Regions from separate parts of the Homo sapiens genome. Here all the other regions are linked to region 1. A link is a loop called in an ENCODE intact Hi-C map of the cell type or tissue named here. Cell type or tissue: gastrocnemius medialis. All regions are shown on one strand. Each heading gives the region's core, and the rest is flanking DNA. Links, peaks and the distances in the headings are about the cores only. Region 1 overlaps ATL2 (atlastin GTPase 2). Region 2 overlaps LINC02613 (long intergenic non-protein coding RNA 2613). Region 3 has its middle 21 kb from the start of LINC02613. Region 4 has its middle 16 kb from the start of LINC01883. Region 5 overlaps GALM (galactose mutarotase).

Region 1 (5,940 bases), core at 532-5,531:
TCAAGGACCCACTTAAACAACATTCTCAGGCCCTATACCAAGCAATCGCTGCCACTGAAGAACTTCACTAAATATAAAGAAAGAGTCACCACAAGCAGTAATACAGGACTTTAAAAATGAAAAATGGGTGTATCAGGACACACGGATCATAATTTTAAATCATGGTTGTGTAACTACAAGACCAACTAATTCTAGATGGCTATCTAGACTGATTATAGATCTGGGGTCAATAAGGACATTTTCACTCACAGAGGATGTTTTTACTCATATAGGGTTAGATTTCTCAAATGCTGACATTTTGGGTCAGCACTGCTGACATTTTGGGTCAGTTAATTCTTAGTTGTGTGTGGCTGTCCTGTGTATTGTAGAACGTTGAACCATATTTCTGGCCTCTATATGCTAGATACCAAGAGGCACTAAGCTCTCCCACAAAACTGTGACAACCAAAAATGTCTCCAGACATTAGCAAATGTCCCCTTGGGTGGCAAAATGATCCCAGTTCAGAAAAAACTGATATAGGCCAAATAGGGTATATTTCACCTATATATCCAAAAACGAAGGCATCATCTGCTCAACTACTTAATAAAAGTGACCATACTAGCCAGACAAGAGTGAGGCAGAATCAATGTAAACCCATTAAGATTAACAATCAGTAGCAATGCTGTCATACCGGAAAGGCTTCACACACTTAGGAGCAAACATGGTAGAGTCATGCTCTCCTACTGTAACTGCAGCTCACCAAACAGTATTAATGGCAACTTACAAATTACACTTGCTTCAAAAAATAAACTATCTGGAACTTTTCTATATGAAACCAAAATAAAGAGTAACAGAACTAATTTCAACTTGTAGTAAACCACAAAAAAGAAACCTGTAACATTCTGTAGTTACCACGTATAAAAAAAAAATGGCATGACTGTCATATATTTCCTATTGTCTTAAGTTTAGAATAACATCTGTTAAGAGAAACATTACTCCCCTTAATCTAAGTGAAAGCATTAAGAATTAGCCTAGATTCATTTATTCTATTTATCCTGTTCGCCTACTGATAAGTATGCTGATGATACTACCAAAGGTTAGTTTCGATTGCACTGAATCTGTTGCTAGCAATGAGTCTATTGTAATATCCTGGTGTCTCCAAAATTACAAACTGAGGTGGCTTCACAACTTCTCATAGGCTAATCTTTAAAATGTTAGAATAACTTTTTTACCTGAAATGGTTTCTGGTAGATTTCTTCCATCGCAAGTCTTCCATACTCTGTAAATAACTATTAAATAGAGTTAGTTAAAATAATGCCTCTAAAGAGATTGAAAGAAGACATGTGTAAACCTGTTCCACACCAAAGCTCCAGGTACCAGAACCTTTAAAATCATTTCAAAGCCAAACATTTAATTTTCTAACACACTAGGTATGTACAAAATTTCTTCCAGTTAAGAAGTCATACACCAGTTTAAACCCATATAACATTCAATCGTGTTACCAGTATTATAGGCTTCCAAGTGTAAATTCATAATAAAGTGAGAATTAAATTTCAATAGTTGGCACATTTTCTTTAAGAAATATGTGCTCGCAGACGGGCGCAGCGGCTCACGCCGGGTAATCCCAGCACTTTGGGAGGCCGAGGCGGGCGGATCACCCAAGGTTAGAAGTTCAAGACCAGCCTGACCAACATGGTGAAACTTCATCTCCACTAAAAATACAAAATTAGCCAGGCATGGTGGCACATGCCTGTAATGCCAGCTACTTGGGAGGCTGAGGCAGGAGAATCCCTTGAACTTGGGAGGGGGAGGTTGCAGTGAACCAAGATTGTGCCACCGTACTCTAGTCTGGGGAACAAGAGCGAAACTCCATCTCAAAAAATAAAAATTAAAAAAAGAAATACGTACTTGCAAATGTTGAAGATCATCTTCTTGAATATTCTGAGACAGATTATATACCTGTTGAAACAAAATTTATTTTGTTTTTTATTAGTGTTTTGTTCTGAATACCCAGCTTCTGTATAACTTTACTTGTGGAAAAAAGGTTATTTTGTATCTCAGCGCAAAGGAATCATTTAACTACTATCTTGACAACTGACATGTGAAAAGGATTTTCTCTTTTTTCCTAACAATAGTCAAGATAGAATATTAAGGAAGAAGCAGTGGTGGTAAAATATGCAAAAAGCATGAATATATGTATACTCATGGCCTAAAAGTGGTAGAAGAACAAGTGTGGTATCTAGTAGGTTTCTTGTACTCCTTCTCTAAGCTCTTTAATGTTAAGATACGATCATTTTTTAAAGAGTGTAGGTTATTTCCACCATCATTTTTCTAAATTAGTGAATATAAGGGGCAACAGTTTACAAAGATAAATTCTTCCCTGGTACAATCAGAGTATACAGTTACTCAGGGGTACCTCCACTACTACTGACTCTAGTGTGGTTCTCTTTTTACTCACACTCCTCAGTTTACTTACTCATCAGTTTTCACTTACACTCAACATGACAATTTTACTGGCCTGTGGAAGCTAATAAAAGTAACAGTAGGTGGCACTCTTGCCCTTTCCAGAATTTTTTGGAGGAGACTAGAGTTGATAAAGGAGGGTCTAAGTATCCTCAGGAAACGGGGATTTTCATCCATTAATTCTAAGACAGATCTTTAGACAGTAATCTACACTGCCACAGGAGAAAAGTGGCCATCAACAAATATCACCTCTGCTAAGAAATAACTTACATCTTAGGAACCAGGGTGACTCCGAAGAGAGAACAATCTGTTCTAGGAGCAAATAAGTGATACTCTGGCTAAACCACTTGGAGGTCAAGAATATAGTCAATTTAGGCCAGCAAACCTAAAATGATATTCTTAGCTACTAATTCCAAACAAGGATTTAAAAAGTAATTGATGACTGAGGTGATTAAACTTTAGATTTTAACATAAACCCTGACACCATGACCAACCTATGTGGGCCTCTGCTTTTAGAAAATAGGTCTGGATCCTTTCATTGTCAGGGCCAGGTTGCAAACAGCAAACAGAGAAAGAGATTTATTTAACTTAGATCATTAGTACTTAGCATACTGTCTTGTATGTAACAGGTGCTCAGTATGTATTTGTTGAAGGAATAAATGACAAGAAGATCAAATTATCATTTATCTATCAGCCAGATATCTTACATAAGGAAAGAAAACTACCCCCCCCACCCAAAGGCAAGGAAGAAAATAATCATAATCTTAATCTTCTTGGTTATTTATACTTTACAAAGCACTTTCATATGCATTATCTCATTTAGCTCTCATTTCTGACTGCACACAACAACCACATCCAAGATAGGCAAGATGAGTAAAACTCATTTTACAGACAACAAAGTGGCTGCACAGCTTTAAGTGGCTGTCTAAAACCAGGTCTCTTACTATCAAAAAGTTGAATAAATAAACAAAAAAAGACTAAGGGATAAGTTTTAGGACAGAGAACTCGAGAACTCCCTCTAGAGCCAGCTAACCTGAGGGGCTTCTGCTTGCTTCAAGGGAATCACAGCTGTGCCATCTTGCAAGATCAGAGAAAAAAAGAGACTTAGAGGGTCCCCACCAGCGTCACTTAGTGGGTAATGACAAATATCCCAACCCTATAATAAACTGAAGCCAAGCTGAAGAGTATTCTTCTTTTAGCTCAGGTTAACAGCCAACCTTCTTTCCACTCTGATGGCTAGGTACTTCAAACTGAGGAAGGAGGAAAATGGGAGCTTAGAGAGACGAGTCATATGTTCCAGACATTACTGGAAAGCATAAAAAAATCCAAGACACTGTGACAGCATCACCTATGATCTACCATTGATAAGAACAATTTCTTATCTTGGGAGGATCACATACCCATTTTAAAAAAATATTTGCAAATATACTTCTTGATACACCATCACCAGCTGGGCCTAACCGCCATACTTCAATAATTCATTTTTCAGAGATGTATCAGCCACAGATGATCTCAGAAAAGAAAAAGTAAAGAAACACCAAATGACATGTGGTAGTTTAATTCAGTCCAATCCATCTAAATTATACAGAAAAGAAATGGCCTAGCCTGAAGAAACTAGAACCGGATAGAACACCAAACACAATTTGAATATAAGTGAAAAAGAGAAGGGATTTTATCCCTTCCTAAATGAAGGTGCTAAAAATCCTCAGTTTATTATTACATAAGCCTTGTCTGGGTTTCCTAAATTAAACATTAAGTAATTACTCTGCTTTTATCTCCTTTAGTTCAAATAACTGAGTACCACTTGTCATAGATACAGAATAAAAAACTAGACTTCTAAGCTTAATTACCTGGGTTTTTTGTTTGTTTTAGCCAAAAAAACAAAAATATACTCTCCATATTACTGTGTCTGGTAGCCATCTATCTGATTTCAATTACAGATAACATGTGATATCTTTTCCTTTAAAAAAAAAAGTATGTATTCCATAATGAAAAACTAAAGAGACTGGTTGTTGGTTTATTGCATCCTTTGTAACTATCCAAAGTACAAAATTTCACATCATAAGCCAGAAAACCATGCATGGAAATGTAAATAACCAATAAGAAATGTAAATAGCTCTCAAGAAATGTAAATAGCTTCCTTTTTTTTCCCTTCAATCAAAAGGCATTTTGCCAGCACAAGGTGGCATATGCTGACAGTCCCAGCTACTCAGGAGGCTGAGGCAGGAGGATCACTTCAGCCCAAAAGCTAGAGTGTGCATGATCACACCCATGAATAGCCACTGCACTCCAACCTGGGCAACATAGTGAGAATCCATCTCAAAAAAAATTAAAAAGGCATTTTCAAGAGGGGCAAATGCCAGGCTCAGTGGCTCACGCCTGTAATCCCAGCACTTGGGGAGGCCGAGGTGGGCGGGTCACCTGAGGTCAGGAGTTCGAGACCAGCCTGCCCAACGTGGTGAAACCCGTCTCTACTAAAAATACAAAAAAATTAGCTGGGCATGGTGGCGGGGGCCTGTAATCTCAGCTACTCGGGTTAGGAGAATGAACCCAGGAGGCAGAGGTTGCAGTGAGCCGAGATCACGCCACTGTACTCCAGCCTGGGCAACAAGAGTGAAACTCTGTCTCAAAAAAGAAAAAAAAAAGGGGCCAAATGATTACGTGAACTGATCGCACCACTTAATCTTGTGTCTCACCTGGACAGAGCTAGTCATAGTGCTCAGAGCAAACACCGTTGCACAGTCTTTGATAGTTGACTGGCTATCAAAGGCACCCTGGGTATCCATAAGCAGCACAGCAACCTAGGAATTTGAGAGTTTAAAATATTTAGTAAAACAGTTGCCAAAAATGACTATAAAAAAAATCAAATGATAAATTTGAAAAGCAGTAATTAAATCAAGAAAAGTACTTATATCTCATACATTTGACATAATAATCCGTATGTTAAAGTTATCAAACATTAATAGTTCTGTGTTGTTTTGATTTTTAATACTGGAAAATAGCCCAAGAAAGAATACAGGGTAGAAAAGTATAAACAGAATTTTACTTTAGTTCCATTAGGTCTGTCAATCACAAATACTTCATTCCAAACTTGTATGCCTGTTGTTTCTCTTTCACAGCCACCTCGCCATGTAAAGCCTGTCAATGGTTCATTGTTTCCACCAATCCAACTTTGAGAATCCTGTTAAAGTCAAGGATAAATGTAAAATACAACACAATTAAGAAATAAAAGAAACCAAAAAATCACCCATTCTTTATTTTACAGATGGGGAAGCTAAACCCGGAAAGACAAAAAAAACACTGTGTAACAAACAAGTAGTTACAAAGCAGTCCTTAAATCCCATGTGGGGTTCTTTTTCTTATAGAGACGTGGTCTCCTCCAAACTCGAATCTTCTCAAATCAGCTCACACTACTACTCTCTAGGCTTCTAAATAAGTGGGGTTATACTCACTTTCCCCCTTTTCTGAAAGATATCCTGGCTGGGCATGACAGCTCAT
Region 2 (5,940 bases), core at 269-5,268, 150 kb after region 1:
TTGAGACGGAGTCTGGCTCTGTTGCCCAGGCTGGAGTGCAGTGGCGTGATCTCAGCTTACTCCAACCTCCGCCTCATGGGTTCAAGCAATTCTCCTGCCTCAGCCTCCCAAGTACCTGGGATTACAGGTGCACACCCCCACGCCTGGCTAAATTTTGTATTTTTAGTAGAGACGGGATTTCACCATGTTGGCCAGGCTGGTCTCGAACTCCTGACCTCAAGAGATTCACCTGCCTCGGCCTCCCAAAGTGCTGGGATTACAGGCATGAGTCACCACGCCCGGCCCCCAATTCTGTGAAATTCCATATGACAATATTTTTTTCTGGGAAGGCCAAAGCTGTGATTTGGTAGAAGGAGTGGAGGACTCGCAGCTGGAAGAGCTGCCAACCACTTCACTTTCCAAAGTATTGCAAACCATGAAAGTGTGAGTTCTAACTCCACATTTCAGAGAGCTGATTAACCTCCTGAGCTGTGGTCTCCTTGTATGTAAAGTGCAGTTCACACCTCCAACAAATATCTGCTGAGCACCTACTGTATGTCGGACATTGTGCTAGGCACTAGCAACACAACTATGAGCCCTTCCTGACCCTCAGGGATTGGTAAACTACGGCCAGGGACTGTCTCTGCACCCAACAAGTTAAAAATGTTTTTCATATTTTTGGATTTGTGAAAAAAATCAAAAAGAATGTTTTGTAATTTGTGAAAATGTATATAAAATTCCAGTGTCAGAGTCCATAAATCATCTGTTATTTGAATACAGTCACATTCGTTAGTCTATGCATTGTCAATGGCTGCTTCCAGACCACAGTGGCAGAGCTGAGCAGTTGTAACAGAGACCATATGGCCCCCAAGGCCAAAAGTACTTACTATCTGGCTCTTTACAGAAAAAAAAATTTTTAAAATTGGCTGACCCTTGGACCAAAGGAAAAAAAACAAGGTAATTGCAGATTCAGAAAAGTTCTATGACATTTAAAAGGTAGGGACCGGGTGCGGTGGTTCATGCCTGTAATCCTAGCACTTTGGGAGGCCGGGATGGGCGGATCACTTAAGGCCAGGAGTTCGAGACCAGCCCGGACAACATGGTGAAACTCCGTCTCTACTAAAAATATAAAAATTAGCCAGGCATGGTGGCACGTGCCTGTAGTCCCAGCTACTTGGGAGGCTGAGACAGGTGAATCGCTTGGACCCGGGAAGTGGAGGCTGCAGTGAGCTGAGATTGCACCACTGCACTTCAGCCTGGGCAACAGAGTGAGACTCCGTTTCAAAAGACAAAAAAGAAAAGAAAAGAAATTTAAAAGGTTGGGGGGCGGGTGGAATTTTTCAAGGCTGTTATGAAGGTGGCAATTAAAGCGCCTAGAGAGGACACTCTGTTAACTTCCACAACTGGAGTATTTGCAGGTCCTACTGGCCCAACCTGGTACCAACCAGTTGAAAATAATGGGTGTGTCCAGAACGTCACTGGTTCCTGACCTCCGATCCCACTCAAGTCCTGCGGATGCTCTGCGCTGCGCTCTCAGGCTGCCCTCTGGGGATACACCTGTGTGCACGCCAAGGGTGCTGCTTCCACTACACCAGTGGTGTAGGTGCCAACATGGAGTTACACCTCTGCTGCCCTCACACTCACAGAGATGCTTTGCTGCACAGCGGGGTGAGGACAATGACCCTCTCCTCCACTCAGTATCCCTGAAGTTACTTTGGAACCTAAGCAGATAGCTGTGGCCTCTGTCTCCCTGACGCCCTGCGGAAATGGCTCCTTTAGTCCTTCCCTGCTGCCACCTGCCACTGGACTGGAAGACAAGGTCAGGGATTGGCACTGCATTTTTTCTATGCAAAATTCTTCCCCCGCTTCCTCTCTTCCTATGTTGTCTTCCCCCTCTCCTTCTCCCATGTAAATGCCCCATGTAAATAGATGCCTGTATGGACTAACGAAGCAGTGTCCTCTGGCTGTGTAATCTGCTGTATAATTCATATGATATGACATTATCAGCATTTCCTAATCTCCCTCTTAGTTGGCCACCCAGCCCCTTATCTTTATCCTACCCCAACTCCCTCACCCAGAGATACACAGTCCAGTATTTGTTGATTTGAATTGACGGAACTTGGGGCCCGGCAGTTCAGGCAGTCAGTCCCAGTCTCCTTGGCCCCTTCGAGTCATCAGACGGGACCCAGGCAGATCTGTGAGTGCATCAGTCCTGGACCAGTCTCTAGGTGCTCAGCGTGCTGCGGGAGATCTGGGTGTCTGGGGAGGGACCACACAGCAGGATCAGAACCTTGAAGGAGGCTCCTGCCCCTGGTGGCCTGCAGGGCATGCTGGCCTGCCCTGAGCTTCTGCTTGTGGCCCCGACATCCTGCCACTTCTTGCCTGTCTCTCTGCATAGGCTCTGACTGGGGTATCATGCTGTGAAGGGTCCACCAGGCCCTGTGCCACCAACTAGGCCTTCTCACAACCATTACTTAAGCTTACCTGAACTTCACATGCCCCCTGGACCTTGCACCTGTGTGTCCAGGCTGGGTCAGCACCTTGCATTGTTCTCTCCTCACCCCTGCTTGAGCTTCCTACCCCTAACTTAAAAAAAAAAAAATCTTCAGCTACCTTCTTTAGCCCAGAAACTCTCCTCAGCTTGCATGAGAGAGGGGTTAGGCACAGAACAACCCTGTTGTTCTGATGGGTTAACTTCAGTCTTTCCCAGGCCAGCTTCCTCCCCTTACTCTGAGGGGCCTGTGCCACCAAGGTCCCAGCGTGGCTCAAGGCTCAAGCTCACTTAACCACCATAGCAGCTGGTATCACCGCTTGGCTCCCTCTACTGGAGCAGAACAAAAGTTAGGGAGACAGGTGGAAGGGGCAACTATTAACACACATTGCACTATCTCTCGGTGGGCTCAGAAACTGGGGTAGGCCCAAACTAATGGGACAAGGCATCCAGTTACCATTAGGTGGAAAGACAGGCGGTGGCAGTGGGAGGATGACAGGCCAGTCCAGCGCCCTTCAGCAGGGCAATGTCTATATTCTTCATTTATATACCATTTGTTCTTTTTTTGTTTTGTTTTGTTTTTGTTTGTTGTTTGTTTGTTTGTTTGTTTTTGAGACCAAGTCTCACTCTGTTGCCCAGGCTGGAGTGCAGTGGTGCGATCTCAGCTCACTGCAACCTCCACCTCCCAGGTTCAAGTGATTCTCCTGCCTCAGTCTCCTGAGTAGCTGGGATTACAGGCGCCCACCACCACGCCTGGCTAATTTTTGTATTTTTAGTAGAGACGGAGTTTCACCATGTTGGTCAGGCTGGCCTCGAACTCCTGGCCTCGTGATCCGCCCACCTCGGCCTCCCAAAATGCTGGGATTACAGGTGTGAGCCACCGCACCTGGCCATCTCTGTTCTTTTAAGGAGGCAAGAAAGTAAGAACAAAGGGACAGAAGAAAATGTACACACAGGACTGCCAAGCAATCCTTCTCTGCTTCTCCTTCCAAGCATGTGATGTGTCCAACTCCCTCATCTCTCTGTCCCTGCTAACCAGGATAGGATTATTTTAAGTAGGTGAAAAATGTCTTTGACCATGTAAGGCCTCCTGAAACTCTAAAACCTGTTTTGTAAGAGTCTGTGCTCATTTTAATTTAATTAGCAAACTTGGAATTGCTCACACTGCTTTCTGATTCTGCAAGATTCATGAAAATGTATGCAAAATGTTATGGGGAATTGGTAAACTATGGTACTCTGTGTCTGTACAGCAATGCCCTTAAAAAGCAAGCTATCTGAGGCTGGTGATCAGGCAAGCTTCAGAACAATTCTCCCACTGGGTGGGAAGTTGGATGGGTGGCTTCCAAGGTTGCTTCTAACTCCAAGATGTTACGACACTAAGGTTAATGGACACTGAAATGCAGGCCAAGAAAAACCATCTAACGTGAGGGGTTAAAAAAAGACTTGACAATGTTTTTTACCCAGAACACGGTGAGCTGAAACATTTCCAGCTAGGGCTGTCAACAAAGAATGTGTTTGCAAAACATTCAGAAATTAAAGTAAACTTCAGCAGGCAAATGATAAACCTTCCCTAAAAAGGTAATCACATGGTGAGTGACCAGATTTTGGATGTGGTCCAAAATGCTTTCACATTTTTAACTCCAAATGGGCTGGGGCACTTGCTTTGAGGGTCAAAAACATGAGAAGTTAGGATAATTGCCTCCTACTCAGCAGGCAGCCGTGGGAAAGCTGTGAGAAATAAAGTACCTGGTGGCGACTCCGAAAAGCCAGCCAACCCCTGAGGATTGTGGTGCAGGAAGAAAGGGGCATAGAGTGGGCACACAGCGGTCCCAGAGCCATAGGAAAAGGAGGTCCCGGGGATACCAGGGCACCCCTCAGTCCAGCTGCCGATGCCCTGGCCAGGGGGCAGTGTGGGTTGCTTTGCCATCCTCCTTTCTCCCGGATGCTATTCCAGCCAGTACAGCACCACATCTGGAAAAGTCCTCATTCCATTGAGGCTCAGACTCTTCAACCACATCAAACTCTACCTTTTATTGGGGTGTGGAGGAGCTTTGGTTTTGGCTATATCTGCTTTACAATTTTTTTTCATTGTGAAATAGATCATATTACAAAAGAATGTGCATAACGTATATGTCCAGCTTAAAGAATAATAATAAAAACCAGATACACATATCCACACCACCCAGCTTAAGGAATTGAACATTGCCAATACCATGAAGCTCACTCCATGCCCACCCTTCCCAATTGTCTTGCTCTCCCTTCCCAAACCCTGGGGCAAGCCACTGACCTGACACAGGTGTTACTCATTCCCTGGCTTTCCTTTATAGTTTTAATCCATTTGTTGTGGATCCCTAACCAATATACTGCTTAGTGGTGCCTTTTGTGAATTTCATGTGACAAAGCCATGCTAATTGTAACCTTCTTAACATGCTGTCTTTGCTCAACAGTATTTTTGAAATTTGTTCATGTTGATGAGTGTAGCTGTAGTTTATTTGGTTTCTTTGCTATATGGGATTTCATTATGCCAAAATTTCTTCGTTATTCTGTTACTTATGAATATCTGGGTTGTTTCCTTTTTTAGCTATTATAGACAATGCTACTATGCACATTCTTGTACACATCTCCCATAGAGTATGTGCAAGAATTCCCCTCGGGCACAGCTACTCACAGTGTAGCTGGCAGACTCACTGCTGGTGCCCAAACTTTTATTGTTTTACAACAAGGTCAGGAGCTTGAGCCAGGATGTAAAGCAGCTACATCATTCAATTCACCATTTAGTTCAACTGCTACTTTTTTTCATAGCAGGACTTCCTTTCAAAGGAGCAATTGGGCCGGGCCCGGTAGCTCACGCCTAAAATCCCAGCACTTTGGGAGGCCGAGGTGGGCTGATTACTTGAGTTCAGGAGTTCAAGATCAGCCTGGACAACATGGTGAAACCCCATCTCTACTAAAAATACAAAAATCAGCCAGGCATGGTGGTACGTGCCTGTAATACCAACTCCTCAGGAGGCTGAGGCAGGAAGACCACTTGAGCCAGGAGCCAAAGGTTGGTCACCAGTGAGCCGAGATCAACCACTGCACTCCAGCCTGGAGAACAGAGAAATACCCTGTCTCAAAAAATAAAAAATAAAAAAGTGCAACTGATTTCATTCCGGAAGAAGCTCCTCAATTCCTCCTACTTCTGCTGCTTGGCAGGGCCCTTGGTGTCCTCTACCTTTTCTCTTCACCTTCATCTGCCAATCTCTGGGCACCCTCTCCCTCATCAGTGAAGACTTTGGTCTCTCACTCAGCCTCTCAGTTTTGCTCAATAAAAATGTGCTGCATGAGCGAGCTGAGATCGCGCCACTGCACTCCAGCCTGGGTGACAGAGTGAAACTCCGTCAAAAAAAAAAAAAAGTGCCACATGAATGAATGAATGCTGTGTTCTTTCCAACCCAAACATCTGCCTCAGGAGCTGCCATGTTCTTCCA
Region 3 (5,940 bases), core at 336-5,335, 220 kb after region 1:
GAAAGTAGAGTCCGTGTATCTCAAGACATAAAATTAGCAAAATTCTTCTGCAGCCAATCCCATTTTCTTGCAGTCTTCATGCAGAAGCACCAGCTTCTCTGAGCATTTGAATCACTCCACACAGCTCCTTCTATCCTGAATGACACTGCCCAAAATACACTGAAGGCCTGTCCAGCACCCTGAAAATTCCACGGCTACACAACATGAGGAAGCCGAGTCAGGGGAACAGGGGGCTTCAGGTTAGCTGTGGCCACTCACGTGCTCTGTGATTTTGGACAAGTCAGTCTCTGAACCTCAAATTCATCAGAAATGCAGGGGTGATACTAGCTGCCCTAGCATAGGATTAAATGAGGGAGGTAATGTGCATGAATACGTTGAAAAGTGTCAGCCGGGCGTGGTGACTCATGCCTGTAATCCCAGCACTTTAGAAGGCTGAGGCCAGTGGATCGCTTAAGACCAAGAATTAGAGACCAGCCTGGCCAACATGGTGAAACCCCATCTCTACTAAAAGCACAAAAATTAACCAGGCATGGTGCTGCGTGCCTGTAGTCCCAGCTACTTGGGAGGTCGAGGCTTGAGGATTGTTTGAGCCCAGGAGGTGGAGGTTGTAGTGAGCCAAGATCACAACACTGCACTCCTGCACTCCTGGGTGACAGAGTGAGACTCTGTCTCAACAACAACAGCAACAACAATAAAGTAGTGACATTGATGTGTATCTTACATGATGAATGCAGTTTCCACTCCTCTCAAGACCCCAGAGTATAGTGCATAGGGAAGCAGAAAGCATTTGTGTTCCCAGGGGGGAGGCTGGCTGTGCAGGGAGGACATGATCAATAACACTGCCAGCTTAAAATAAGCATCAGTGTCACCAAAACGCTGCTTCCAAACCAACCCCTGATGTTCTAGGTCCACCATTCCTCTGTCCCACCTCCCTGCTTTACCTCTTTTTTTTTCTTTTGTTTTTTTTAGACGAAGTCTCACTCTGTCACCTAGGCTGGAGTGCAGTGGTGTGATATTGGCTCACTGCAACCTCCGCCTCCCGAATTCAAGCAATTCTCCTGCCTCAGCCTCCCGAGTAGCTGGGATTACAGACGCCTGCCACCATGCCCGGCTAGTTTTTGTATTTTTAGTAGAGACAGGGTTTCACCAGGTTGACCAGGCTGGTCTTGAACTGCTGGTCTCAACTGATCCGCCCACCTCGGCTTCCCAAAGTGCTGGGATTACAGGCATGAGCCACTGTGCCCGGCCTTTCCTCTGATTTCTATGGCACCTATCACCATGGTATGCAGGTACTCACATCAAATCTGTTTTTAAGTTCAAAACAGAGCCATATGTGGGAAGACGCATTTCTCTTCTGAAGCCTTATCTCTGAAGCTGAGCTTGGAGTGAAGTGACAGGCGGAACCGACTCCTTGGAGGATGGAATCTTGAGGTTTTATGTGGGAGCAGAAGAGAAGCAAGCACCAAATATCTATCAAATGCCCACAGAGGGAAACACTGTAGTAGCTGCCTAGAGATTCAGTCCTGCTCAAGTTTCCCTGCTCAGATCTCAGGCGCAATTTTGAGAAATGTTCTTCTTCCTCAGTGGATGACCTCACCCTTTATGGGGAGGCGTGCCCATACGCACAATAACACAGTACTCATAAAGTCCAAGAGAGGCCGGTCCAGGCCTTGGCCAGGGAAGCATCCATGGACTTGGGCGTTCGTTGCAGAATGTTCAGACAGGTCTGGATGAGGGGTGAGGCCCTGCCTTGGAGGGGCTGCCCTCCCTCTGTGGCACGGAAGCCCTGCTGCCTGTGACAGGAGGCGACTGCACCTCACCCGCGGCCTGTATGCTGCAGGACCCAGCGAAGAGCTTCCTTAGCTTGCAGCTGTGCAGACACTAGGAAAGGGAGCACCTACCAGGGAGATTTGCCTTCTTGGTCCGGTAGCAAATGCAGTCCCGCCGGCCCACCTGGTACAGGTAGGACGTTCCGCAGGCCTTCCAGATCTCCTTGGCAGGTTTATGGGCGAGAGAAAGCGGTTCCCAGCCTCCTGCCCTGATGCGGCTGCACCTTCTGGACCACCGTGAACACTCTGCCCCCTGCCAGGCCCCCAAAATACTCTTCTGTCTCTACAGTTGTGCCACCTTTCCCCAGCACCAGGGAGCAGCTCGGCAGGACCAGGCTCTGGGGGTCAGCACATGCGTTCTTCACAAGCGTAAGAGGGCTGTCGTGAGGGAAAAAAAAATGGCATTATATGACGTCATTCCAGCTTTCATACCCTTTCTGGAAATAAGTGATGATATAAAGAAATAGACATAGATTATGTACACACATACATGAAGGGTAAGTACTTGGAAATGTTAAAGAGTTCGTTTTAAAAGTCCTTAGGCAGCACCCCTTTCTCAAGTTAATTCCCACTTGATCAAAGGTGGAGCTGCGGGCTCCGAGGAGGCGCGGTCAGGGTGGCAGGCCTGGGCTGCGCGGACCGCGAGCGAGCCTCCTGGGTCTCCCTCCTTAGCGGAGAAGATCCTCCAGGCTAAGGTCCAAGGCCCATCTCCCTTGGGGTTGTGGCCGCCCACCTCCTCCCCGCCACCCTGGGCTTTGGCTTTGTCCTCAACCACGCCCCGGGAGTGCGCGGAGCGGTCGCAGTTCTGTTAGCCAGGGTTGCGTTCCCACCGCGAAGGCCCGGGCGCGCGCTGCTGTGGATCGAGTCTGGGGCTCCGGCCACCAGGTGGCGCCACACGGCTACCTGCGCGCCGCTCTGAGGCGGTCGGATCGCCGCGGTGCAAAGGACCCAAGACCGGGGGTAACCGGTCACCCGAGCCGACCCACCGCCCGCACTGCCGAGGCTCAGGCGCCCCAGTTCGGTGCCAAGAGGCACGCCCCGGGGCCAACCTGGACAGGTAGCTTCAGCAAAATTGCCGGACAGTTAAAAAAAAAAAAGTTTCCACCCCACCCCCCACTCCCAAATCAATTCAAAAATAAAAATTAAACTGTGGGCTGGGCGCGTCTGAAACCCCGTCTCTACAAAAAATACAAAAATTAGCCGGGCTTGGTGGCGTGCACCTGTAATCCCAGCTACTCAAGAGGCCGAGGCAGGAGAATCGCTTGAACCTGGGAGCGGAGGTTGCAGTGAGCCGAGATCACACCGCTCCACTCCGGCCTGGGCAACAGAGCAAGACTCCGTCTCAAAAAAAAAAAAAAAAAAAAAAAAAGTTAAACTGTGGTGGGGAAAGTTGTTGGCGACAATACAGACCCGCATGGATACAGGCAGCGGGGAGCATGAGTTCTGGAGCCAAAATTGCTGAGTTCAAATCCTGTTTAATGACCTTGGGTGCGTTATTTAACCCCGTATATAACCCCATTACCTCATCTGCACATGCAAATAATTTACTTAGAACTCACGTCATGAATTGTTGACAGGAATTAAATGAGTTGATACACCATATATATTTATACGTGTGTGTTTTACATATTTAATGTAAGTGCATATAAATGTATGTATGCATATAATCATATGCATGTATAATATACAAAATTATGTACATATATAACATATATGCCTAGTACATAGTAAGCACCAGTGTTAGCTATATTTTATGCATTTATATATTTATTCGTTATGCAAGTTCTATGAATTATTAATTTTTAAAAACATTTTCACTCAAAAGAAAGACACTATTGGGGTTTAACCTTTTTTTTTTTTTTTAATTTATTTTTGAGATGGAGTATCTCTCTTTCCCCCGGGCTGGAGGACAGTGGCATGATCTCGGCTCACTGCAAACTCCGTGTTCTGGTTTCAAGCAATTCTCCTGCCTCAGCCTTCCAACTAGCTGGGATTACAGGCGCCCGCCACCATGCCCAGCTAATTTCTGTATTTTTAGTAGAGATGGGGTTTCACCGCGTTGGCCAGGCCGGTCTTGAACTCCTGACCTTGTGATCCACCCGCCTAGGCCACTCAAAGTGCTGGGATTACAGGTGTGAGCCACAGCACCCGGCCTTTTTTTTTTGAGATGGAGTTTCACTCTTGTTGCCGAGGCTGCAGTCTCCCGGGTTCAAGCGATTCTCCTGCCTCAGCCTCCCGAGTGGCTGGGATTACAGGTGCCTGCCACCATGCCCAGCTAATTTTTTGTATTTTTAGTAGAGACAGGGTTTCACTATGTTGGCCAGGCTGGTCTTGAACTCCAGACCTCAGATGATCCACCTGCCTCAGCCTGCCAAAGTGCTGGGATTACAGGCGTTAGCCACCGCTCCCGGCCTGTTAACTTTTTATATGGAAATTTTCAAACATTTACAAAAGTTGAGAAAACAGTATAATAAACCCACATGGGCACATCACGCAGTTTCAATAATTAACACATTGTCAATTCCGTTTTATCTATACCCCAGGACCCCTCTTCCACTCAGCTAGGCTATGTTAAAGCAAATCTGAGATTACCTATAATTTCATTTGTAAATACTTGACGATTATGAAGTATTTTTTAAAGCTCAATGTTTGATACTTCCTTCATGCACAATGTTATATTCTTCAGTCCATAGATTTCCCATGACACTGGAAATCTTTTCCAAACCAGCATTTGACACAGAAGTTGGAACTGTATATTGAATCAGTTATGAAAAATTTGGAGCAGTGATTTATTTGCCTGAAAAGCATTTCCCCTTCTGAAGAAATATGTTCTCCCTGAGGAAGGGAACATTACGCTCAGCCACTGGTTCTCTTCTAGTGAGAATCTACGGGGTGTTCTTTTATCTGCAGTGACACATCCCAGGTTGAATGATCACTCCAGGGAAGGAGATTCTTGTAATTAGTCAGATTCCTGCACTCAGAGGAGGATCTATCCATTTTAAGAAGGAAATCACTTCTCCAGACACTTGAAGGCTCTAGGATATATGGCCAATACTGCAGGTGAACCACTGTCTACTCAAAGTGTCTTTACACCAGTGCCAAGTCCCATGCATACTAAAAATTTAAGCACATTTATTTCCTCAAGGAATGTTGTTAACATGTTAAATTATTTACTTAAGATACTAATACACACACATCCCTGCCTAATAATACATTAAGAGGCCTTTGAGACAGGAGAAAGACAGAAACCAGGGAAATAGTTGTTCTTATTCAACTGTATGATTTTTGGGGGGGTTTTGAGACAGAGTCTCACTCTATTGCCCAGGCTGGAGTGCAGTGGCACGATCTCAGCTCACTGCAACCTCCACCCCCCGGGTTCAAGCGATTCTCCTGCCTCAGCCTCCTGAGTAGCTGGGACTACAGGTGCACGCTACCATGCCCAGCTAATTTTTGTATTTTTAGTAGAGGCGGGGTTTCACCATTTTGGCCAGGATGGTCTCGATCTCTTGACCTCATGATCCACCCGCCTCGACCTCCCAAAGTGCTGGGATTACAGGTGTGAGCCACCGCACCTGGCCTTCCATGTTTTTACTGTTGCCTTCCCCCTTCTTGATGTTGCTGGTGTTAAGGTTTCCACATTTGATGTACCCCATCTCCATACCTCCCCATGGTCCTGTGTAAACCCCAAGTCTTCTAAAAAAGCCCCGTCTTTCCCTTCACTGAATTTCTGCCTCTACCACACAATTAGCACTAATGTACGTGGACATGCCCCCTAGAGGCTGAGCTTGCGTGAAGGGACCCAGGCACTTCTGGAGAGATGGGACCAGCCTAGAGGAGCTGACATGCATGAGGAGCCCAAGCAGCTCCAATTTTGTAACCACCCATTAAAGTGTGACAGGTGAGGGGGATGAAAGGCATTGCCCCTTCCTGAAGAACTAGGACACTGAGGGGACTTTGGGAGTCTAGGGAACATGATGCCATTTTGTACTCTGGCAGAGCCCCAAGCACAAACCGCACCCCCTTCAGGGGGGTTACGTGCCTGAGTGTCATGGGAGGCCACTCCCTCCCAGGGCTTCTCCAGCAGCAGGTGAGCCAAGGAGGAAAAACAGGG
Region 4 (5,940 bases), core at 252-5,251, 130 kb after region 1:
GGCACTTCTCCTTGCTGCCTACATGTGAAGAAAGACGTGTTTGCCTCCCCTTGCACCATGATTGTAAGTTTCCTGAGCCCTCCCTAGCCCTGTGGAACTATGAGTCAATTAAACCTCTTTCCTTTATAAATTACTCAGTCTCAGGTATGTCTTTATTAGCAGCATGAGGACGAACTAATACAGGGCCTTAGCAATCTTCTAGTTCAGAACTCCCAATTTACAGTTGAGAAAATGAGGCCAGAGAAATAACTGACTTGCCTAAGATAGTGAAATAAATCCAGAGCAGTGTTCAGAATTCAGGTCTTCTGATTCTCAAATCCTTTCACTTTGTATCCCCAGTAGATTTCAACCTTGGCTTCACATTATAAATTCCTAGAGAGCTTTCATAAAAACAAAACAAAACAAAAAAATACTCAGCCCCAGTATTGGTGGTCTGGGGTACTTTATAGCTCCCCAGGTGATTGTCACTGAGAACCCCTGTATGCTGGCCTAGCCTGACTCAGTGGTCTGTTCCATTTCGCACCATAATGAGCCAAGCCTTGTGCTAAGGACTGGAGCTGTGAAAATGAATCAACTTGCTTCTGAAGCTGCTCAGCATGTGGCAGAGGAGCATGCTGTGAAGAGCTCATTCCAACAGCAGCGTGATGAGTAACACTATCAACATAAATAAGTAATAGCAGTGATTAAGTCTGTATGGGAAGGTTGAGGGAGGTGGCATTTGAATCCACATTTAAAGGATGAATGGAAGTTTGTTGAGAGGACAGGATGCAGAAGCATTTTCCAGAGAGAGGGAATAGCATGGACAAAGACCTGAAGGCATGAACAACACAGCGTGTTTGTAGTTTAGTTTATCTAAAGCAAGGTGCAAGGTAGGAGCCGTGGAATCAGAGCTATGGAGGTAGGTAAGGGCTGGGTCACACAGGGCCTGATAGTAGAAGCCATTCTAAGGGTTGGGGATTATCCTGAAATGATTGTAAGCACTGAGATATGCTATGCAGAAAAATGATAAAGTAAAACTTGTAACGGGAAAAGAACCCTAATGGTGGTGTCGAAATGAATCGGAAGGGGAAGAAGCCAGAAACAGGAGGAGCAGTTGAGAGAGGAGGTGAAGAGATGATGAGGGTCTGAATGAGCTGGCAATGTGGACTGACAGCAGAGGACAAATTAGCTGTGTCCCTAAGTCACTGCATTTATTTATTTATTTATTTTTAATTTTTATTTATTTTTTTTTTTGAGACAGAATGTCATTCTATCACCCAGGCTGGAGTACAGTGGCGTGATCTCGGCTCACTGCAACCTCCACCTCCCAAGTTCAAGTGATTCTCCTGTCTCAGCCTCCTGAATAGCTAAGATTACAGGCATGCACCACCATGCCCAGCTAATTTTTGTATTTTTAGTAGAGATGGGGTTTCACCATGTTGGCCAGGCTGGTCTCAAACTCCTGACCTCAGGTGATCTGCCTGCCTCGGCCTCCCAAAGTGCTGGGATTACAGGCATGAGCCACTGTGCCCAGCCAGCCATTGCATTTAGAGAGTAGAATTGATAGGAGACAGACGGTAGATTAGCCGAAGGGTAGAAAGGTCTAACTCCAACCTAAGTTCTCCCTATTCTCCTTCATATACTCTGGACTGAAAAACTCACTCTCCTCTTCCTTCAAAAATCTAGTTGTTGTTGCTTTTTTTTTTTTTTTTTTTTTTTTTTTTTTTTTTTTTAGAGACAAGGTTTCATTCTATCACCCACGCTGGAGTGCAATGGCACAATCATGGCTCACTGCAGCCTCAAACTCCTGGGCTCAAGCGATCCTCCCACCTCAGCCTCCTGAGTAGCTAGAACTACAGGTGTGAGCCACCATGCCTGGCTAATTTTTTTTATTTTTTTGTAGAGATAGGGTCTTGCAATGTTGTCCAGGCTCTACTCAGCCTCCCAAAGTGCTGAGATTACAGGCACAAGCCACTGCACCAAGCAAAAATCTAGTTTTTTAATGAAGGAAGGAGTAAAGTTCAGCAAGTCCATGCTCCATGTCCTGAACAGTAGGAGGCATGTTGCCTCCCGAGAATAGTCTTCTTTCTCATCTGCATGGTAAATTACCATTCCTCCAAAACTCTGTTCAAAGTCAGCTGCTCTGGGAAGATGTCCTTGGCCCCTAGAGCCATGGGATGGGTGCCCACAGCACCTCTATATTCCTATAAGTATTAAGAGAATTGTCCCATGGCATCAGTAGTTATGACTTTACACATGCACCCTTTTCCCCAACCCATTGCTGACACACAAACTCTTTTAAGACAGGGGCACTGTTTTTTTTTTATTGTCTCCTGTCCTAACACAATGCATAGAAAAAATACTTGATAAAACCTCACTGAATGAATGAATGTCAAAGGCTGAATTCATGAATTCTAGGGACGTGTTCTACAATAGTAATGATGATGATGCTTCTAGGACACTGCAATCTCTCCCTCATAAGTGAGCACCTCGGATTTAACTGTCCAGCATCATTTGGAGCACAGGGCGGAGGATTATACCGAGGAACCACACCCATGTCATTTGAATTGTCCACAAGACCACTATAAGGACTTTCCAGGACCATCACAAGGCTGCAAACCGCATTTGAAGTGCTGCTTCTGGGGCATTCTTTCCAAAGAGCCTTTTAGCAGGGCAGGGAGTGAAAGGTGAGGACAAGCCTAGGAAATACATAATCCAAGGCTAGGGAGATAGAAGCTTAATATTTACTGCCGTGCCTGGGAAAAGTGAGGCTTGTCGTTGTCATCTGGGCAATTCTCCCTCGGACTAGCTCCTCTCTGTGGCCTCCTGGGGTAACTAATGTCTTCCAGCAGCACTTCTTGCTCCAGGAATCTGGAATCTTAGCTGAGTGCTATGAAGACGGTTCTGATTAATTGATACACTTAAGGTATGCACTATCGGTTGCTATCCTAATCCTCCCAGGAGATTACCTTTTCAAAGCGCTGGAAGATTAACGAGAATTTCAGATGCCGTAGCAATTTGAAGGGAAAAAATTGTGGCCTCCACAGTGCCAGCTTGCCTGCCATGAGGGAGACATATTTGAGAGTCCTTCAGCTCCCTGTGGGCTGTACATCCAAGCAAGAAAGTCCAGATCTTGCATCTGAGTTGGCAACTGAAGGAAGAGACCTTGAATCAGCACAGCAGTCAGAATTCTGCTTGAGGGCAGCTTTGCTGAAACTAAAAGGAACAACTTTATCTAGAACAGTCTCTCTGCACATTCGCTTTCCCCTGTGGCAGTTGCGATGTTAGATTAAGTCTATGTATATGTAGGGCAGAAGCGAAGTGCAGGAGGGGGTGGAGAGAATGATGGGAAAGAAAAGGCTCCTTCTAAACACACATGTATGTCAGCATTACCAGGTGCTCTGCTGAAACCGGTAGGATGAACACCTTCCGAACAGGCTGCATTCCTCCCGAGGAAACTGAAGAGTGTAACCTCACAGTGAAATTCCCCCCAAGTCTTTGGCTCTGCAGGAAGCTTCTGGCTATTTTTCAGGAGATGCGTTTGCTGCAGGAGGAGGTATGGAGGTTGGGCAAGGCAGGCCTGGTAGGGCTGGCCCAGGCTGTCTCTCTCAGACAAGTCTAGACTCAGGACTGTCATGCTACCTGGAAATGAGTTCTGGTAGGAATGTCCAGGCAGAAAAGCTGCTCTTCTTGGGAAAGTTGTCAGCTTTAAATTACCTAGAGAAATTCTGGGGTGGAGGCTCAGCTTGGCACCCTTAAGGTAGTTGCAAATAAGGGGTGAAAGAAACGCTGAGGACAAGTTTAAAACAAGTTAGTCAAAATGAAAAACACGACATCTGCATCTAGAGTTTCTGTAGCACCTATTGATCAGATGGGTCAATGTGTTCTTTCAGGGTAATGCTTGGAAGCCTTCACAGGCTTTTTCTCCATCAGGTTGCTTGACTTGATTCCATTATTATTACTATTATTTTATTATTTTTAATTTTTTTTCCTTTTGAGACGCAGTCTCGCTCTGTCACCCAGGCTGGAGTGCAGTGGCGTGATCTCGACTCACCACAACCTCTGCCTCCCAGGCTTAAGCGATTCTCCTGCCTCAGCCTCCCGAGTAGCTGGGATTACAGGCATGTGCCACCACGTCTGGCTAATTTTGTATTTTCAGTAGAGACCGAGTTTCTCCATGTTGGTCAGTCTGGTCTCGAGCTCCCGATCTCAGGTGATCCACCCACCTCGGCCTCCCAAAGTGCTGGGATTACAGGTGTGAGCCACCGTGCCCGGCCTGATTCTATTTTTTAAGGCTAGATTCTTATTGCCCTAGACCTTAAGTCTGACTGCCAGCATTACTGGACCGGGGCCTCACTATTGACCATTTGAGTTTTCAGTAAAAACATCCCTGTGTCCCCAGATTATATTTTTTCCTACTCTGATTTTAGAAGGAGCTTCTTGCCTCTGTCTCTCCAGATTTAGCTATAGAATTTTCCTACCTCAACATGAAGTCCTCCCAGACTCTAACCCCAGAACATTCAGCATCATCTAAAGCCTCCAAAAGAGACCATCCCCAAAATAGGGTTCTGGGTGGATCCAAGGTTTTATTTAGCAGCTCCTCTTTTTTCCAGGTCACTACCTACCAAACAGAAAGGCCATTTTTCCAAATGGCCTTGAAGCTTTCCCTAAATGTCTCCTTCTGGATTGGTTTGGCAAACATTATCTAAGTATCCGTCATATGCCAGCCACTTTGCTAGACATTGGGAATACAAAGACAGTAAGACTAGAGAGAGGAAATAGCAAGCTCGAAGGTTCTTTTCTCTGCTAGGAGTGGAGGACTAACCATAAAGTCTGACAGCTCTTAAAGATAGCTTCAACTGAATGGTCTCAGATGGTTTTACATCCCAGATTTTTCTGGGGCTCACTTGCTACCGTCACGGCAATTAGTCTTCTGAGTGTTGCCCCACTGACAACTAAGCCAAGCTCTACTGCAGTTTTTCTCCTGGCACAAATACATATCTTTGATCCTGGAGGAAAGGTGTCAAAGAAGAGGAAGCAGGTGGTGGGGAAGGCCAAGCCACCCCATGCATTCTGCCTGTAATTTGGCAGTGCCGCCATCTGTTGGTTTTTTCATATGTCCAAAGCCTGCAACTGCAGTCTTCATGTCCTTCCCTTTCCCTGCAGAAATGGGTCAGGAATATACAACTACGCTAAAACCAGTCTGAGAGTCTTGACCCACTTTTGAGAGTTTCCAGACCAGTGCAGCTGAAGCTATCCTGCAGCTGTGCCCTTAAGAGAATGATGCAGGCAGCCGGGTTCGTCTTTCTCTGAGCTGCCATGGGGAAGGTGTGGTCTTTGTTTCTGAACATGTTTCTTTATTGCCAGAGTCTGAAGACTTGGAGGAATTATTGCAAAACAGCTCACCTTCCCTCTTCCCTGGGAACACAGGTTGAAGGAAACATCAAAGTCTTAAAGAGCCATTACATTCAGAGCAAGAGTAATCAATGGGCATTTTCATTCCCTTCCTTTACAGTTGGTACCAGTCTTCAGTTCTCAGCCTGTAGGCCCCTGACATGGGGCACTACTCTGTACAGTTCCAGAAACCAACAACAGCCATTTAGCAGGAGTGTTGAAACTGCAGATTGTTCTCCACTGTTCTTCACTGTGGCTGTGTTTGGAACTACCAAATACTAATCCTCAGAACTTGGTCTTGGACCTGGTTATAAATCTCATTCCTGCAACTCTGAACAGTGTGATCTTGGGAGAGTTACTTAATTTTTCTGAGTCTCAGTTTTTCTTATCTATAAAATGAAGTTAGTAATAGTATGGACTTCATATAACGTATGTGATGATTAAATTACAGAGCACATGTAATGTGTGTAGCACAATGCGTGGTACATAACTAGGCCTCAACAAATGGCCCAACAATGTGTTGTTGGTCTAGGGTGGGAGACAGTAATCTCCCTTTGACTGTCATTA
Region 5 (5,940 bases), core at 602-5,601, 410 kb after region 1:
AGCAACTGTCGGGGTTGGGGGCGTAAGGGGCTGTGACCAAGTCGGACACTCCAGAGGGAGGTGGAAAGTGCCTGAGTGGAGATTCTGACACTATGCAGATGTGTCACCTCGGGCAAGTCCCTTCAGTTGCCGGGGGCTCAAACTCACCATCTGCAAAGTAAGGGGACGGGATGAGGGAATTCCTAAGCCCCTTTCTAGATCTTTCATTCTTCGTCACCAGATGCTACAATATACACAGTTGCCTCTGGGTTTTTTTCTGCCTCTCCTGCCTTCATTCATCAGTTTTTCAATCAACGAAAGGCTCTGCTTCATGCCCAGAGGGTACAGAGATAAATAGGGCACAATTCTTGCCCTTTAGGACCTCACTTTCCTTATAGACACATCACTTGATATATGTGAAAGTTGGTTATACAAACTGGGTCATTGTCATACCCAACTAACTCAGAGTTGAGAGGCCGGGGGAAAAGAGCAGTTAGGGTACATAGCACCTGCTCCAAGAATTGATTTTTCTGCAAAGCTGAAACAGCCTGCTATAACCCTGAGACCAGTTTCACCCTAGTAATCGCTAAAATGACCTGCTGTGACTCTAACACTAGTTTCACCTGCTGCTGTCACTCACGAGTCAGAGCCTGCCAGCTCCCAGAAGTTTCTTTAGTGCCAATGAGCGTTCTTTCAGAACAGTATGTAACATTTCTCTTTCTAATAAAACTCCCGGCCAGGTGCAGCAACTCACGCCTGTAATCGTAGCACTTTGGGAAGCTGAGGCAGGAGGATCACTTGAAGCCAGGAGTTCAAGACCACCCTGGGCAACATAGTGAGACCTCATCTCTACAAAAAAATTTAAAAATTATAGCTGGTGTGGTGATGTACTGCAGTAGTCACAGCTACTCGGGAGGCTGAGGCAGGAGAATCCCTTGAGCCCAGGAGTTTGAGGCTGCAGTAAGCTATGATCAAACCACTGCACTCCAGCCTGGGTGAGAGAGCAAGACACTGACTCAAAAAAACAAACAAAAAAAAAAGCAAAAACAAAAAATATGTATATCTAATAAAACTCCCAACCTTCTCTTTGTTTTCCAGACATGCTGAGGACCACCTAGGCTGTGTGTGCACTCTGAATTGCAATTCTGTGATTCTCTCTTTTTTTGAGACTCAGTCTCACTATGTTGCCCAGGCTGGAGTGCAGTGGCACAATCTCAGCTCACTGCAAGCTCCACCTCCTGGTTCAAGCAATTCTTCTGCCTCAGCCTCCAGAGTAGCTGGGACTACAGGCACACACCACCATGCCCAGCTAATTTTTGTATTTTTAGTAAAGACAGGGTTTCACCATGTTGGCCAGACTGGTCTTGAACTCCTGGCCTCAAGTGATCTGTCCATCTCGGCCTCCCAAAGTGCTGGGATTACAGACATGAGCCACCATGCCTGGCCAATTCTGTGATTCTCAAATAAAACATTGAGAGATTCATCTCTATATTTTATTTGACTTTGACAAATCCTGTAATTATGTCATAATATGATGAACGTTTTGAGAAAAGTCTATTCTAAGTATAATGAGAACAAAGAAAAAAAAGATTGGTCCTGGCTATAGAGGTTAGAATATTTCACAAGAAGAAATTATGTTAGAGAATATTCTTGAACGATCAATTGGACTTTGCCAGACTGTGGTGGGCATAGGGGACCCAGAAGGAACATTCATTCTAGTTATGAGAAAGGGCCCAGAGACATGGCGAATCTGGGGGACAAATTCCACATTTTCCATATACTTGATCATTAAGCACATGACCAAGTGTGTCAGTGCATGAGGATGGACAAGATAGATTGGAGCCTTCACTGTTTTTTTCTTCTCATTTACCAAAAATTTCATCATTTTAGAATTGTCCCAGTTTTCTAATTTTAAGTCAGGGCTTCTTTGTCATGCTTAAAGTCTTACCCTCTGTGCCCTCTGCTCTGTGTTCTATATGGTAGCCTGAAATTTGGCCCTGTTATATATATTTATTTATGCCAGACTCCTGAAGGTGTTCAAGCATACCATTTATCAAATATTTCCATGTAATGTGGCAGCTAATAACAGCTTCGTTTTACAGAGGGAAGAGCTGAAGCAAACACTGATTTGTAGATTGCTTGGTAACAGGAAAGAGACCTGATGTATGCCCTCTGTCTTTCCTTCACAAAAATTTTGTAGCTTTCTTTGTTTCTTCAAGCCTTCTACCTGTAGTTATACTTTAAGGGAGATAATTATAAGCAATTTTGATTGACCTGAGTCGATCACACTAGGACTGTCATAAGGGTTAGATTTTGAGTTGACTGTGGCTTTAAGGAAGAATTAAATATTGTAACACCATTTAAAGTTATAGAAGAAAGCATAAGTTACCACTCAGAATATAGGTTGGTAAGACTAAAATCTTCCTGAGCCCATGAGAATACCTGCTTTTTTTTCCAAGTCTAATTGTTTCATGAAGAATTGCTGAGCATGGTGGCTCATGCTTGTAAACCCAGTACTTTGGGAGGCTGAGGCAGGAGGATTGCTTGAGCCCAGGAGTTTGAAACCAGCCTGCGCAACAAAGTGAGACCCCCATCTCTTCAAATAATTTAAAAATTAGCCAGGGGTGCTGGTACATGCCTGGGGTCCCAGCTACTCAGGAAGCTGAGACAGGAGGATTACCTGAGCCTGGCAGGTCGAGGCTGCATTGAGCTGTGATCATGCCACTGCACTACAGCCTGGGTAACAGAACGAGACCCTCGCTCTTAAACACACACATACACACACACACACACGTATATATATAATTGGGCATACACCTGTAGTCCTAGCTACTCAGGAGGCTGAGGCAGGAGGATCACTTGAGCATAGCAGGACCCTGTCTTTAAAAAAGAAAAAGAAGAATTATTGTTGCCTTTTTCTTTTCATTTCTTTTCTTTTTTTTGTTTTGTTTTGTTTTGTTTTTTTGAGACAGAGTCTCACTCTGTCTGGAGTGCAGTGGTGAAATCTTGGCTCACCACAACCTCCATCTCCCGGGTTCAAGCGATTCTTGTGCCTCAGTCTACTGAGTAGCTGATATTACAGGTATGCGCCACCACGCCTGGCTAATTTTTGTATTTTTAGTAGAGACGGGGTTTCGCCATGTTGCCCAGGCTGGTCTCAAACTCCTGACCTCAAGTGATCCGCCCACCTCAGCCTCCCAAACCTCTGGGATTACAGGCATGAGCCACCATGCAAGTCTGGGAGGTAGTATATCATGTAAACATTGCAGGACAAAAGCATACCCAAGTGGGTCACACTGCTATCTAGGATTTGGCCTTTGGCTTTCAAGATCCAAAAAGTTCAACTATGAATTCTGCCAGAACTGATCAGGGTTTAGAGGATGTAAAGCAACCTCTTTCTATTGTGTCTCTAGCACCATCTACTGGGAAACAAAAGTGCCTTTATTTTTTTTTTTTTATTTTTTTTTTTTTTGAGACGGAGTCTCGCTCTGTCGCCCAGGCTGGAGTGCAGTGGCGGGATCTCGGCTCACTGCAAGCTCCGCCTCCCGGGTTCACGCCATTCTCCTGCCTCAGCCTCCCAAGTAGCTGGGACTACAGGCGCCCGCCACTACGCCCGGCTAATTTTTTGTATTTTTAGTAGAGACGGGTTTTCACCGTTTTAGCCGGGATGGTCTCGATCTCCTGACCTCGTGATCCGCCCGCCTCGGCCTGCCAACGTGCTGGGATTACAGGCATGAGCCACCCCGCCTGGCCAAGTCTCTCACATTTAATCCCAACACAATGCTGTATACAAACCAAGTGACTCAGAATAAGAATGCAAAAGTAAACCAGACAAATGCAAGCCGAAGTAGTCTCGGCCGGGCTCAGTGGCTCCTGCCTATAATCCCAGCACTTTGGGAGGCCGAGATGGGCAGATCACCTGAGACCAGCTTGGCCAAAACGGTGAAAGCCCATCTCTACTAAAAATACAACAATTAGCTGGGTGTGGTGGCAGGCACCTGTAATCCCAGCTACTTGGGAGGCTGAGGCAGAAGAATCGCTTGAACCTGGGAGGCCAAGGTTGTGGTGAGCCGAGATCACGCCACTGCACTCCAGCCTGGGCAACAAGAGCAAAACTCTGTCTTAAAAAAAAATTGGTTGCATGTGCAAATATTCCCTATTTAAAAATTTGGCCAGATCACACCTGTAATCCCAGCACTTTGGGAGGCCAAGGTGGGTGGGTCACTTGAGGTCAGAAGTTTGAGACCAGCCTGGCCAACATGTTGAAACCCCGTCTCTACAAAAAATACAAAAATTGGCTGGGCATGGTGGTGTGCCCCTGTAATCCCATCTGTTTGGGAGGCTGAGGCGGGAGAATCACTTGAACCCAGGAGGCAGAGATTGCAGTGAGCCAAGGTTGAGCCACTGCACTCCAGCTTGGGCGACAGAGTGAGACTCCGTCTCAAGAAAAAAAAAAAAAAAAAGAGCAAGGAATCCTTTGTGCACTTCCCAGATTCTCTCGGTTAAACAGTGGACACCCACACACCAGGATGGTATCGCCTGGACCTCAGTGTCTCACTTGAGTGCTTCGTACCTAGGCATCCTGAGGCTGTATGTGAACTCAGAACTCCAGTCTTCAGGCACTAGGAAGACTACATTTCTGAACAGCAGTTCTGAGTTTAAGAAAAGAAATGGGGCCGGGTGCAGTGGTTCACGCCTGTAATCCCAGCCCTTTGGGAGGCCAAGGCAGGTGGTTCACGAGGTCAGGAGTTCGAGACCACTCTGGCCAATATGGTGAAACCCCGTCTCTACTAAAAATACAAAAATTAGCTGGGCATGATGGTGCGTGCCTGTAGTCCCAGCTCCTCGGGAGGCTGAGGCAGGAGAATCACTTGAACCAGGAGGCAGAGGTTGCAGTGAGCCTAGACTGGCCATTGCACTCCAGCCCAGGCAACAGAGGGAGACTACGTCTCAAAAAAAAAAAAAAAAGAAAAAGGAAAAATAAATGAAATGTCCTCTTTTACTCAGATAGATTTGTGTGTTCTCTCAGCATTTAGGAACCCACAAAAGCAGAACCAAATGTTTTAAATGACTGGCAATTGGTTCTTCTTTTACTTTTTAAATTATTTTAATGGTAAGGTACAAGTTCCTGCTTTTTCTTAGCCTCCTAAGATTTCAGCCCTACTTTGCATGCTACTTCTCTCCCCTGATTACAGTGGAAGCCAAGTTCCTAAAATTGCCATTTGACCACATGAAAGGGAAAAATAATTATCACCCTAAAAGAGTATGTTAACCTCCTAACATTTGCATTTACCTTTAAAATATATGAGACAGCTCTGGGACTATAAGAAAACTTTTTAGGCCAGGAGTGGTGGCTCACACCTGTAATCCCAGCACTTTGGGAGGCCAAGGCAGGTGGACCACCTGAGGTCAGGAGTTGGAGACTAGCCTGGCCAACATGGTGAAACCCCATCTCTACTAAAAATACAAAAATTAGCTGGGCGTGGTGGTGTGTGCCTGTAATCCCAGCTACTTGGGAGGCTGAGGTGGGAGAATCACTTGAACCTGGGAGGCAGAGGTGGCAGTGAGCTGAGATTGTGCCATTGCACTCCAGCCTGGGCGACGAGCAAAACTCTGTCTCAAAAAAAAAAAACTTTTTTTTTGGCTGGGTGCAGTGGCTCACGCCTATAATACTAGCACTTTGGGAGGCCGAGGTGGGCAGATCACCTGTCAGGAGTTCACGACCAGCCTGGCCAACATGGTGAAACCCCGTCTCTACTAAAAATACAAAAGCATGGTGGTGTGCACCTGTAATCCCAGCTACTCATGAGGCTGAGACAGAAGAATCACTTGAACCCAGGAGGCGGAGGTTGCACTGAGCTGAGATCGCGCCACTGCGCTCCAGCCTGGGTGACAGAGCAAGACTCCATCTCAAAAAACAAAACAAAACAAAACAAAACAAAAACTCAACCGTAACATTGT

Evidence for each region. Peaks named below come from ENCODE experiments on the same cell type or tissue, not always from the same donor. Only the 100,000 strongest peaks of a DNase experiment are listed, where the experiment ranks them.
Region 2: a loop joins it to region 1, with 4 times the contacts of the local background. A loop is called at or near these places in 48 of 110 quality-filtered maps.
Region 3: a loop joins it to region 1, with 10 times the contacts of the local background. A loop is called at or near these places in 20 of 110 quality-filtered maps.
Region 4: a loop joins it to region 1, with 2.8 times the contacts of the local background. A loop is called at or near these places in 16 of 110 quality-filtered maps.
Region 5: a loop joins it to region 1, with 2.9 times the contacts of the local background. A loop is called at or near these places in 55 of 110 quality-filtered maps.

The regions. Positions count from the first base shown.
Region 1 is chr2:38,313,397-38,319,336 of GRCh38, forward strand. ATL2 (atlastin GTPase 2) reads right to left here. Exons shown (of 13, transcript NM_001135673.4): 3 at 5,489-5,623; 4 at 5,139-5,243; 5 at 1,888-1,938; 6 at 1,212-1,268. Among named protein-coding and RNA genes, the nearest start is that of ATL2, 61 kb to the right of the region's middle. In gastrocnemius medialis, for the core only: a CTCF peak has its summit at 2,524 (motif pointing right); no DNase peak of the experiment used is centred there; H3K27ac peaks cover 212 bases.
Region 2 is chr2:38,463,149-38,469,088 of GRCh38, forward strand. The region is part of intron 4 of LINC02613 (long intergenic non-protein coding RNA 2613); the gene reads right to left. Among named protein-coding and RNA genes, the nearest start is that of LINC01883, 35 kb to the left of the region's middle. In gastrocnemius medialis, for the core only: a CTCF peak has its summit at 2,811 (motif pointing left); a DNase peak (open chromatin) is centred at 2,790.
Region 3 is chr2:38,533,553-38,539,492 of GRCh38, forward strand. No RefSeq gene overlaps it. Among named protein-coding and RNA genes, the nearest start is that of LINC02613, 21 kb to the left of the region's middle. RefSeq lists enhancers at 40-169, 2,411-3,021 and a silencer at 2,605-2,664. In gastrocnemius medialis, for the core only: a CTCF peak has its summit at 2,713 (motif pointing right); DNase peaks (open chromatin) are centred at 1,784 and 2,729; H3K4me3 peaks cover 864 bases.
Region 4 is chr2:38,443,857-38,449,796 of GRCh38, forward strand. No RefSeq gene overlaps it. Among named protein-coding and RNA genes, the nearest start is that of LINC01883, 16 kb to the left of the region's middle. In gastrocnemius medialis, for the core only: a CTCF peak has its summit at 2,801; no DNase peak of the experiment used is centred there.
Region 5 is chr2:38,722,794-38,728,733 of GRCh38, forward strand. All of the region lies in intron 4 of GALM (galactose mutarotase), which reads left to right. The region is part of intron 1 of LOC124905993 (a long non-coding RNA gene); the gene reads right to left. Among named protein-coding and RNA genes, the nearest start is that of SRSF7, 26 kb to the right of the region's middle. RefSeq lists an enhancer at 281-330. In gastrocnemius medialis, for the core only: a CTCF peak has its summit at 3,382 (motif pointing left); a DNase peak (open chromatin) is centred at 638; H3K27ac peaks cover 1,417 bases.